Linked DNA regions of Mus musculus: region 1 is linked to region 2. The links are chromatin loops, found by intact Hi-C in ENCODE. Cell type or tissue: gastrocnemius. All regions are shown on one strand. Each heading gives the region's core, and the rest is flanking DNA. Links, peaks and the distances in the headings are about the cores only.

Region 1 (5,373 bases), core at 102-5,101, 120 kb before region 2:
TAGGTAATGAATAATATCACACCACGTGTTACCTTTTCCAAGTTTGTTCATATTTCTACATAGTTATTGGTCTTGGGCTTCCTGGTTTCTAGAGTGTCTTTGTGTTCTTGGGAAACTCACTTTTGATAAAGTGATTACTATAAATGCTTTCCCAGGTGTTGCCTTGTATTACAAATTCCCTGTGTACAGTGATCTTTTCTAACTACCAGGTTTAGTTGGCTTACAAACTTATTGCTTTTCACCTGTTACACTTTGCTTAGTCACAGTTTAGCCTTCTCCTACTGTATATGATGATTTTCCAGTTTCTGGACACTGTCGTCAGGTTATCTTACTCAGGACAGACCCCCTGATGCTGGGTCTCTACTCTGGCTCTCTTGCTGACTCTGCAGCCCTTAAGAAATGAACGGACGTCCATCTGCTCCTTAAATTGTCCTGTAAGGTGTGCTAGGATTCACTCTTCAACGTCCCTTCCCTTTTAAGAGTTATCTTCCAGGGTGTGTAACCTCTGTTCTGTCTCTACTTAGACATCTAGCCGGCTGCGGCTCGTTCTTTCCTGCTGCAGGACTGTGCACTGTGCTCTCTCGGCAGCCCCTCCCCACTATTATACCCATTATATTTTATCCAGCTTATCCTTTAAAGGCCTGCTCCTACATCATGTCTCCCACGAAGCCTTCCCTGGCTTCGCAGCTCAGAACTTGCTCCTTCTTGAGATTCAGTGCAGCGCTCTGAGTCTCTTCTAGGGCAGGAACTCCACTCTTACACTTCAGCTATATTTAGTCTCTGTCTAATGCCTCCTAATAAACTGTGAGCTCATTCATTCATTCAGCCAATCTCTGAGGCTACTACTCTGGGCACGTTTCCATCTAGCTAGGAAGACAAGGGCTATGAGTCTAACTAACTTAGTCAGGTACAGTGCCCAGTGCATAGGAGGTAACTAAGAAATATTTACAAACGTGGAGGCAGATGGAAAGATGGATGGATAGGGGAGGGGTCACTGTGGAGAGGGTGAACTGGAAGCCACCAGAAGCATGGAGGCAGGTAGAAGGAAGGATGCACGGACTCTCAGGACGTCGAGCATGAGAGGGTTAACTGTGGGCAGTTGGGGACTGCAAGGATGGTGGCAGAATGTCATGAGTTCCACCATAGAGTGGGTCATGAGTCTTTTGGAGTTTATCAAGTCTTCCGAATTCTTACGTTACTCCCTAGTTGCAACTGGCCACTACCAGGGCCATGAATGGTGAGGCAGAGATATGAAGGGAAGGTACAACTTGTTGTCAGGCTGGTCTCAAGCCATGACTTCTCTTTAATCAAAACATGGTGTTCTCCCCATGCCTGGCTGAGGGCCAACCTGTTCTGTATAATTGGTATTTTCCTTTCCTAGGCTTCCTCCAAGATGCTATGAGGTAAAGTTAAGTTCGTTCCAAATGTGCTGATTTGGATTATTTTCAGAAAGTGCTTTGAGGAGCCAGCCTCCTGCGGGAGATGGTTTTCTCTAGGTCCTTGTGTCACAGCATGAGCCTGTTCTAAACCCACTGCTAAACATCAATGTCTGAGAATCAGCCGGAAGGGAAAGGGTTAAGTGAAGCCTGCATTCCTTCCTCCCAGAGAGCTGCCATCCTATGGGGCCAGAGGCTAAATTTAGAGACTGGCTAAGGTTTCTTGTTAACAGCTGTCCCTCAGAGCAGAAGCACACCAGAGAAGAGAAAGCTCCCGTCCCTCTCTAGACCAAACTTCTGGTCACTTTCCTGGGGTTCTTGGTCCTTGGTGAGGACACACCAGCACAAGGTGAGTGTTCGTTCCCTTCTGTGGTGAGCTGGGACTTAGACTTCAGGGGTGCCAGTCTGCCCTGAGTGTCAGGCCACAGCCATAGCTGGGACTAGCTATCAGGGACTTTTTGTGCCTTAATAGGTAGGCTATGGGGTGGACCTTCAGCCCAAGGCCCTGAATGACACAGAGTCAATAAATATCACTGAAGGGAGCCTGTTTTCCCTTCCAGTAAGATAAAAGGTGTGTACATTAATGTAGTTGGAAGGGGGACTTCAAATGTCCTTTTTAGTCTGGGGAATCCACCGCCTTTCACAAACCTCCCACACTACAGTTAAAATAAACCTTTGCTTTTCCTCTCTGCTTCCCTGTTAATATCCACGAAAGGAGTCAAGATGTCACTTCTTACATATTGTGTCACCTCATGGTATCCTTCTAAGGACAGTCGGCCTTCATCTTCTTGGTTTCCCTATGGCTCCTTTACCCACTCGGGTATTAGCACGCCCTCCCCTCCCCATTCTCAGTCCACCAAGGTGACATTGGTGACACGTCCCCCTCCCCCTACAAAGCCTATGGAATCTAATTCCCTAAACAACCTCTTCCTGTCAGGCAGACAGAGGCTGACAGGCTGACATGGCTACCGGTGGAGACGCAGAGGAGGAGCAGGTAGTTCCAAACGAGGAGGATGAAGCAGATGTGAGAGCTGTACAGGCCCGCTATCTCCGGAGTCCCTCCCCAAGCCAGTAAGTGGGCCACTGCTGAGTGTCATAGGAGCCAGTCAGCATGACGCTGGGCTCTATTCCCCAGGATGGTGGACTGAGGCGTGGTGGTGAGAGCTAGACGTTGGTCTCTCCAGAATGTGTGGTGCTGTGGGCTGGTAGGGTGGGGGAGGGGTGACAAGCACACAGGGAAAGACCAGAGGCTTCTGGGAGGTGCTGCTGCTGGCCTGAACCTGGAAGTAGGAATTTGGCAGGTCAACCGACAGGATGCACTTGATTCACCAGGACCAGGGCTGGATATGGGGTTGAGATGCCAGAAAGTCTAAGAGGAGAGATGAAGAAGGAATGAGGACCAAGGGCCAAGCCCTGGTACTAAAATTATTTTGTACCACAATGGAGGTGTTGATTTTAAAGAAAATACCATATATTCCCGTTTTCTTCTGTCACGACTGAGAACAGAGACCTGTTTCTGTTCTACCGTAGTACCATAGCTCTGTTGACAAATGATGTGAAGAATCACTAAGGTCTTGAGCCCATGTCTGTCTCCCTGTCAATCAAAAGAGAAGCTCAACTAAGGTATCGCAGGGAACTGTTTCCTCCCCCACTTCTCACCTGACGGGGGACTGAACCAGGGCCTTAGAGCATGCTGATCTTCCCTCTACACTTTTGCCCTCAGAACCTTGACTTCTAAGCATCCATGGCTTCGTCTTCACCCAAGTGTTCCTGAGTTCTCTTGGAGTCTCCCTCACTGGCTTCTGCTTCTCAGTGTTCAAAGCTCTCTGGTGAAGGAAGACAGCTCATTAAATAAGCTATGAGCTTTGGGGTTGTCTAAGACCCATGAACTCACCACGCATGGGTCAGGAACTCGGCCCAGATGGAATTTAGAGATTTCACCTTTAAAGTTCAGCATCGTGTGACAGACCTAGAAAAGCTATCATAGTTAGAGATTTAAGATGGTGTTGTACTCTTCCACACTTCCTGTCTTAGTCAGTGTCCTACTGCTTTGAAGAGACACCACAACCACAGCAACTCTTTTTTTTTTTAATTAGGTATTTTCCTCGTTTACATTTTCAATGCTATCCCAAAGGTCCCCCATACCCACCCACCCCCAATCCCCTACCCACCCACTCCCCCTTTTTGGCCCTGGTGTTCCCCTGTACTGGGGCATATAAAGTTTGCAAGTCCAATGGGCCTCTCTTTGCAGTGATGACCGACTAGGCCATCTTTCGATACATATGCAGCTAAAGACAAGAGCTCCCGGGTATGGTTAGTTCATATTGTTGTTCCACCTATAGGGTTGCAGTTCCCTTTAGCTCCTTGGGTACTTTCTCTAGCTCCTCCATTGGGGGCCGTGTGACCCATCCAATAGCTGACAACCACAGCAACTCTTATCAAGGAAAGCATTTAATTGAGAGGGCTGGCTAACAGGTTCAGAGGTTTAGTCCATTGTCATCATGGTGGGGAGCGTGGCAGACACGGTACTGGAAAAGTAGCTAAGAATTCTACATCCGGATCTTCAGGCAGCAGGAAGAAAGAGCAACTCTGGGCCTGGTTTGAGCTTTTGAAACCTCAAAGCCCACCCCCAGGGACACACTTCCTGCAGCAAGACCACACCTAAAAATCCCTCTCTAGTACCACTCCCGGATACCCAAGCATTCAAACGGTGAATCTACAGAAGCAGTTCTTATTCAAACCACATTCCCCAGGGTGTGGATAGGGAGTGGCAGTCTTGTGTAGACCAAACAGAGGAGTCTTTTTCATTCAGATAAACTCCGGGGCAGGTCCTTGAGCAACACAGTCGGGAGCAGAGAACCCCTACTATCTTCCAGTTCACTAGAGAAACGTTGCCTTTTCCAGTCACTGTGCTCATCAGCATCAAGATAAAAAGGAGTAGAACCAAGCTGTTCCCTGGGCGGAGTTTCCTCAGAAAAAAAGAGACACTTCCCTTGTGTTCATAGTCCACCAGCTGGAACTCTGCAAGGTCCTACTTCCTTGCAAAGGACAATAGATCCCAGGTTTCAGGGCCCAGGGAGAAGGGGAAGTAAGTTTGTTGATACATAGCAGCATTGGCCATGTTGTACTCCTCCAGGCAGTCTACCCACGTCAGCCTTTGTGCCCACACAGAACACTTTTATTCTCAGACCCAAATGTATCAGCTCACAGTCTCACCAGGATGATGGGTAGGAAAGTTTCCATCCTATGAAAGGAGAGGAAGATGGAGCCGTCCTGCTACTGGTGAACATGGCTACTCTAGAAATGAGGAAATCTAGTCTAACCAGGACATGTCTCTTGAGAGGATCGCTCTTATTTGCCACTTCCCTTGGCCTCTCGGTCTGCAGAGGCCTGTGTTCATTGTCTTCTACTGCCACTTGTAAAGTGGGTGGGAAAGTGGGACTTCCCTGAAGGTTGAACGGCCTCTGCAGGTTGTATCTTGCTCATGGAAAATCGGAGCACATACCACCCAAAGTTCACTCTTCAAAAACTTAGTAGACTGTGATCTCAGTATGCAGGACAGCCAGCACCCCATGTCAACCCTGTTTGTGTCTTTCTTCCTCGGCAACCTAATGATCATTATCTGAATGACTGCCTGAAACTAGACTTTAAGGCAGGAAGTCTAGAACGTGTTGTAGTTTGCAGCGTAACTACTGGAAACTGCTGCAAAAGAATCCGTAACTAGTGTATCGCTAAAGAGGGAAAACCGGTAGTGTGAAATATAATCAGCAAGGCGGGAGAAAGCAAAAGAAGAAAGAAAGAACCAAAAAATACAGAAAAGGTACAACAAATAGGAAGGAAAGGTAAAATGTGTGTTTAATTAGAGACATAATTGCGTTAAATATGAATAGATCAAATATTCCAATTAAAAGAGCAAAATTATCAAACTCTCTTTTAA
Region 2 (5,373 bases), core at 200-5,199:
TCATGAACAGATGAAATATTTATAAAAATGATTATTTTATCTTAGTCACTCAAACCTATCATTAAAACGTATTTCCCAAAGTCTTCACTGCTTAGCCCTTAACAAGCATGTGTGGCAGTATGGAGAGTTAAGGTCTATTTAAGGAACACAGCGCCACTCTTTGTCTCATGATCCCTTCTCCCCGTGGAGGCAAGATCAAGTCTGCTTATTCCTAACAACATATTGTATCATGGGAACAATGGCACCTCACGGACCAAGAATGATGAAGGAATTTTGATCCTCATTCATGTATTTAGGAAGCAAGGAAGGAAAAGGAAGGCATTTTCTTTAAGAAAGACCACAAAACTCCAATTTAGTTACATGACCATACCTATTCACAAATCAAAACATTATTTGTCAATAAAAGACATGGCCTGATCCATAGCAGATCCATAGCAGAATGGTTAAGATGGTCTCTTGCTTATGTTTGAACTTCAGTTGCATCGTTTAAGGATAGTGTGACGCTGGACAATCTTTATGCTTCAATACCTCCATCCTGGAAAACTAAGATAATAGACTTCATGCCTTCCAAGGTCCACATGGATAAAAGAGGTTGCTACCTTTAAGTGTGCTAGACTCAAAACACTATCTCAGGTATTTCCTTATACTCAGCAACTAGTAAAGATCATGGTAACATCATATTTTTGAATGATCTCATCAGTTTAAAAAAAACCCTTATATAATTTTATTTGCTTTTAAAAAATCCAATAATCATTTATGTGTCACAGGATTTTCCCTGTCCAATTACATTAGTGCAGAGGCCTGTGACCAGACAGGGAAAGGGAAGGCGGAGCTAAGAGTTGAGAGACAGAGAGGTCTCAGGAGGAGGGAGAAGGAAAATGGAGGCCAAAGTGGTGTTATCAAAAGGTTAGAATATTTGGGTTAAAGTTTTATCATTATCAATTGGCCCTGAGATTATTTACTGGCATCTTGTAAATTGTGATATTATTGATACATAAATCTAATTGGTTAACTTAAGAGTCATTATTTTGCCGGGTTACTGGGTATTGTGTTATCAAACTTTGAGGATGGGGGACCTATTTGGTTAATGGAGTGCCGGTTACAGGGGATTGTGGCCGAGAGGGAACTAGTGGTGGCAGGAGTTTGAGAGCGTGGTCTGACAGTTGTCGGGTTTATTTTTTAATACCTTTCAAAACACTTATAAGCATCTACTAAAGCCAAGAGTTGGGCTAAGCACTGGGGACACAGATGCAAACATAAATACTGCCATTATGGAAAAGACTGATACAGACTATTTTAAACTTTTCCCACCCTACACATAGAATTATTCTTTAACTAATTCTCTCCACACCTACTTCCTTTGATGGAAATGAAACAATGCAGAATGAATAGTGTATCCACCAGGTTCAGTGACTTGAACGAAGGTCATATTCATTTAATTTTTGAACCAAAGAGCAAACTAAGACTAAATAGGAAGAAAATAGGTTAGTGGTGATGACTTCAAATTTGTACCTGCCAGGAATAGTGTTGTTTACTTCACTTTAAATTATATTCCAAGATTTCCCTTATAGTAATATAATTTTGTCATATTTCCAGATATTAATTGTAACATGGTTCAAATTTGCATTTCCTTTACTGTGCTGGTTTGTGTATTTTGAAATAATTATAGGGTGGACCAATTATTTGGTTTAAGCAGTCATGTGCACACCCTAAGGCTTAATTACTTCGAATAAATCAATCTCACCTCAAATCACTAGCTGTAACAGACAGACAGTTTTAGGTGTACTTGTGCAGAGTAAAGAATTCAACAAGCAACCTCGGGCTCACAATGAAAACTTTAACCGCTAAAATAATTGCTTCCAGGTAGGGATCTGTTTATTTAGGGTGTTTAGGGCTGTGTGTGTGTGTGAGTGTGTGTGTGTGCAGAACCTGCAGTTTTACCCAGTTGAAACTTAGGAATACCCCTCTCAAGGACAGCCTAGGACCTATTTATTCTTACCACACAATATTTTTGTTTTTATCCTTAGAAATTTTTTTAGGAAAATCTTGGGACTTGTCAAGAATTAGTAAAATAGATTTGGGTCTTCATCCAGGCCTTTTTTTTTTTTTTTTTTTTTTTTTTTTTTTGCAATAAAGGAGCAATCTGGGCAATATTTTGGCTAATTACTTAGGAAGATGGTCACAAGAGGAATATCACCACCCCCACCCCCCGCCCCCCGCGATCGTATTTACTGAACGACAGAGCAAAGAGAATTCGTAACCGTTGGCGCTATTGCCAACTTGCATGGTTTTAATCAGGTCAGTTTACAATTAGCCTTTAAAAGGTGCTCCAGAAGAAAAAAAAAAAAAAAGAAAAAAGAATCCCTACGCAGATGGGGTCTGTTTGTTTCGCACGGGTGGGCGCGTGCAAGGGCGTCCGGGCGACTCGGACGGCCGCTCCCACAGAGGCTGGGCCGGGCACGCGCGACAAGTGGAGGCGACTCTTTGCCTGGCTAATTAGAGCCGCCAGGACACGCCCCCAGGAGTCCGCCCGCCGGCCCCGCCCCGAATCTGCGGCGTGGGCTGAGGCGCGGGGCGGGGATTAGCTCGGATTCAAATTTAAAGCGGGACGTCCGCGCGTGGCCCAGCAGGTGCCTCGTGCCCGTTGCCCGCCGAGGGCGTTTCCGCCCCCACCTGCACACAGGGCCGGAAATTACCTCGGCGGGGAGCGGTCCCCTCCATTGTCGCAGTCAACTGCGAGGGAGTCCTGAAAAAGTGCGCGGCCGTGGAGCGCTCGCTAGTCCCTCACGCGTGTCCTCGCGGCGAGACGCCGGGCATGTTGCCCTTTTACAGTACCGCCGTGGAAACCCCGAACTTATCCGGGAGGGGACTAACACGGAAGACGGGAAGCCCATCCCGAGACGTAAACAAGCACTTGACATACTACACTTTGGGGTGAAGCCGCGCTCCCGGGGGGAGGGAGGGGGCGAAGAGACGCGCATGCGCTTCCTACCTCTCCGGCGCGTGGAGAAAACTGCGCGTGCGCACAGCGGCGCGGACGGGAGGGGGAAAGAAAAAAAAACAAAACAAGGAAGAGATGATTGGCAGGTTAGGGGGCACTTTAGAAGCCTGAGGGGGCGGGGTCCCTGCAGCCTGGACGCGCGTGCGCACCGCGCGCGCAGGGGGGTGGAGCTCTTCCAAGGGGGCCGGCGGAGAGCAGCGCCGGCCTCGGGCGCCCCCTGGCGCGCGCCTCGGGAGAGGAAGGAACGGGAGGGTGCGGAGAGGAGGGAGGCGGCGAGCAGGGCGGGAGGGGGAGGGGAGCGGGAGCGAGGGAGGGTTTATCGACCGGGCGATTTTGGTTAAAATATTCAAAATGGCGGACGGAGGAGCAGCGAGTCAAGATGAGAGTTCAGCCGCGGCGGCAGCAGCAGCAGGTAATCATTACAGCATTTTACATATTCATATTCATACTCGAGCCGGGCTCCCGCTGCCCCCCCCGCGACTTAGCATAATTTATTAGTACTCAGGATTATTATAATTAACGGCGAGGAGATGGGGGGCCGGGGAACACAGCCCCCTCTGGGCGCCGAGCGGAGGGGGAAAAGGAGCTCGGAGCGGCCGGGCGGAGGGGGAAGAAGACCCGGGGCAAAGGGGGCTGTGAGCCACCGCGCTCCTCCTGCCCCCGGCCCACCCCGCGGCTGCCGCGCCGGCCCGCCCGCCGGCACCGGCCCTCCTCCTCCGCCGGCCGCCGCCGCCTCCTCGCACGGTGCCCGAATCTAAGCGGGTCCACGGCAGGCGGCGGGGCCGGGGCACCGGGAGAGGACAATAAAGACATTTTACATATTCATAGCTGCTGGGCTGGCGGGGCGCGGCGGGGTGCGGGCGGGAGACCTGGACGGGCGGTGGGGGGGCGTGGAGGGGCCAGAGGTGGCGGCGAGCACAATGCCGGTGGGCGGCGGGGCCCGAGCGGACCCCGGTGGCCGGACACCCGCGCGGCGCCCCCCCAGGATTGGGAGCCGGCGCGGGCTCGGGCTGGGGAACGCTGCTCGCTGCGGGACGCACCGGGGAGTGGTGCCCTGCCCCCGGCCGTGCGGGGGGTCCGCGTGGGGCCGAGCCCGGGGGTCACGGCCCGGGGCCCCTCAGCCGCGCCCTGCTCGTGCCCGGGGCAGCGGCCTGACCCCAGCCAGTCCGTGTCTCTGGTTAGGGGCAGCGTGGCGTGGGCCCTGTGAGCTGGCCTTCGGGTTGTGAGCTCGCTCTGGGGTCCCCCGGACCCTTTGGAGGCTGGGCTAGGTGGGAGGAACCCTCGGGGAAGTTCCCCTCCGTGGAAATGGCTTCGGTTGTCCGTGTGTCCCGGGCCCTCACCCAGAGGTCCGCGCTGCTGTGGGTCGCGCGGGACAGTTGGGTTGGAGGTGCTCGCGGGGTCTGGTAGCTCCTCCGCGCACATCCCCCCCCCCCCACGCGCTGGTAGCCTTGGGGACCCTCTCGCTCTGAGGCCTCGGAGCTCTCGGAGGTCACCCGAGAACTGGACCGTAAAGGATTGCCCTCCTGCCCTCAAAGGGCTGGCCTGACAAGTTGATCATATTCTAGATTTCTCCTGTACTGCGGGGAGCGGGGGTGGTGGCTAGACACGGAGATCCCCCTCCCTGACTGTGTGTGGTAGTGCTTTCTAGCTGCGTGCTGGGTCTTCTCTACTTGCTTCTCATTTGAATAATGTCTAATTCAGGGAGGTTTATATTCTTGAAATGGCCGCCTGGCTTTCCCCGCCTCTCATGTTTAGTAATTCAGACCTTTAATAACAGCCACTCACAGCCCAACGCCGTGTTTATATTTTACATTCGCCCCATGTGCTTTTGTGGTTCGATATGATTCTTTTTTTTTTTTTTTCCTTCTCCTCCTCCTTGGCAATCCACAGGACTCTGAGATCAAACCCAGTCTGTGCTGGGAAGACAAGGAGAGAACTAGGCCTGGACTGCCCTAGTTGCCTAGGCCCTGTTCTCTGCTGCTTGATTTATTTACTAATAACCAAAATGACTCCCCCATCAACTGCCACTCGAGTCCCCTCCTCCGCAGGCAAAACACATCCTCTTGGGGACCTTCCAGCATAAAAACAGCTCCGAGCTAAGCATCAGCTCTGAGGTTGGCTTGTTTTCTTCTAAAAGGAGTTTATCTTTCAGTTCATAGTATGTGGACCTTATTTCCAATTTACAGAGGCTTCTGTGAGCTACTGGTTTAGTACAAATACAGGACTTTGTTGTGGGAATAGTCACTCTCTTCCTGAGTTAACTCGGTCAGGCTATGTAAAGATTTGTAGTATTTGTAAAACCGGCAGACTTCCCTTTCAGGAGTGATGGAGTAGCGAGGTATTTTAGAAAGTCCGGCTGACAACACTTGGAT

What was found. A loop is a pair of places that touch in the nucleus more often than their neighbours do. Peaks named below come from ENCODE experiments on the same cell type or tissue, not always from the same donor. Only the 100,000 strongest peaks of a DNase experiment are listed, where the experiment ranks them.
Region 1: a loop joins it to region 2, with 2.9 times the contacts of the local background. A loop is called at or near these places in 1 of 42 quality-filtered maps.

What each region holds. Positions count from the first base shown.
Region 1 is chr1:166,124,204-166,129,576 of GRCm38, reverse strand. Dusp27 (dual specificity phosphatase 27 (putative)) reads left to right here and starts at 1,679. Exons shown (of 6, transcript NM_001160049.1): 1 at 1,679-1,785; 2 at 2,378-2,507. The coding sequence starts at 2,398. In gastrocnemius, for the core only: no CTCF peak of the experiment used is centred there; no DNase peak of the experiment used is centred there; H3K4me3 peaks cover 2,279 bases; H3K27ac peaks cover 3,082 bases.
Region 2 is chr1:166,000,602-166,005,974 of GRCm38, reverse strand. It overlaps Pou2f1 (POU domain, class 2, transcription factor 1), which reads left to right and starts at 3,341. Exons shown (of 16, transcript NM_198932.3): 1 at 3,341-3,413. The coding sequence starts at 3,353. In gastrocnemius, for the core only: a CTCF peak has its summit at 3,220 (motif pointing left); DNase peaks (open chromatin) are centred at 2,559, 3,114, 4,377 and 4,968; H3K4me3 peaks cover 3,266 bases; H3K27ac peaks cover 2,960 bases.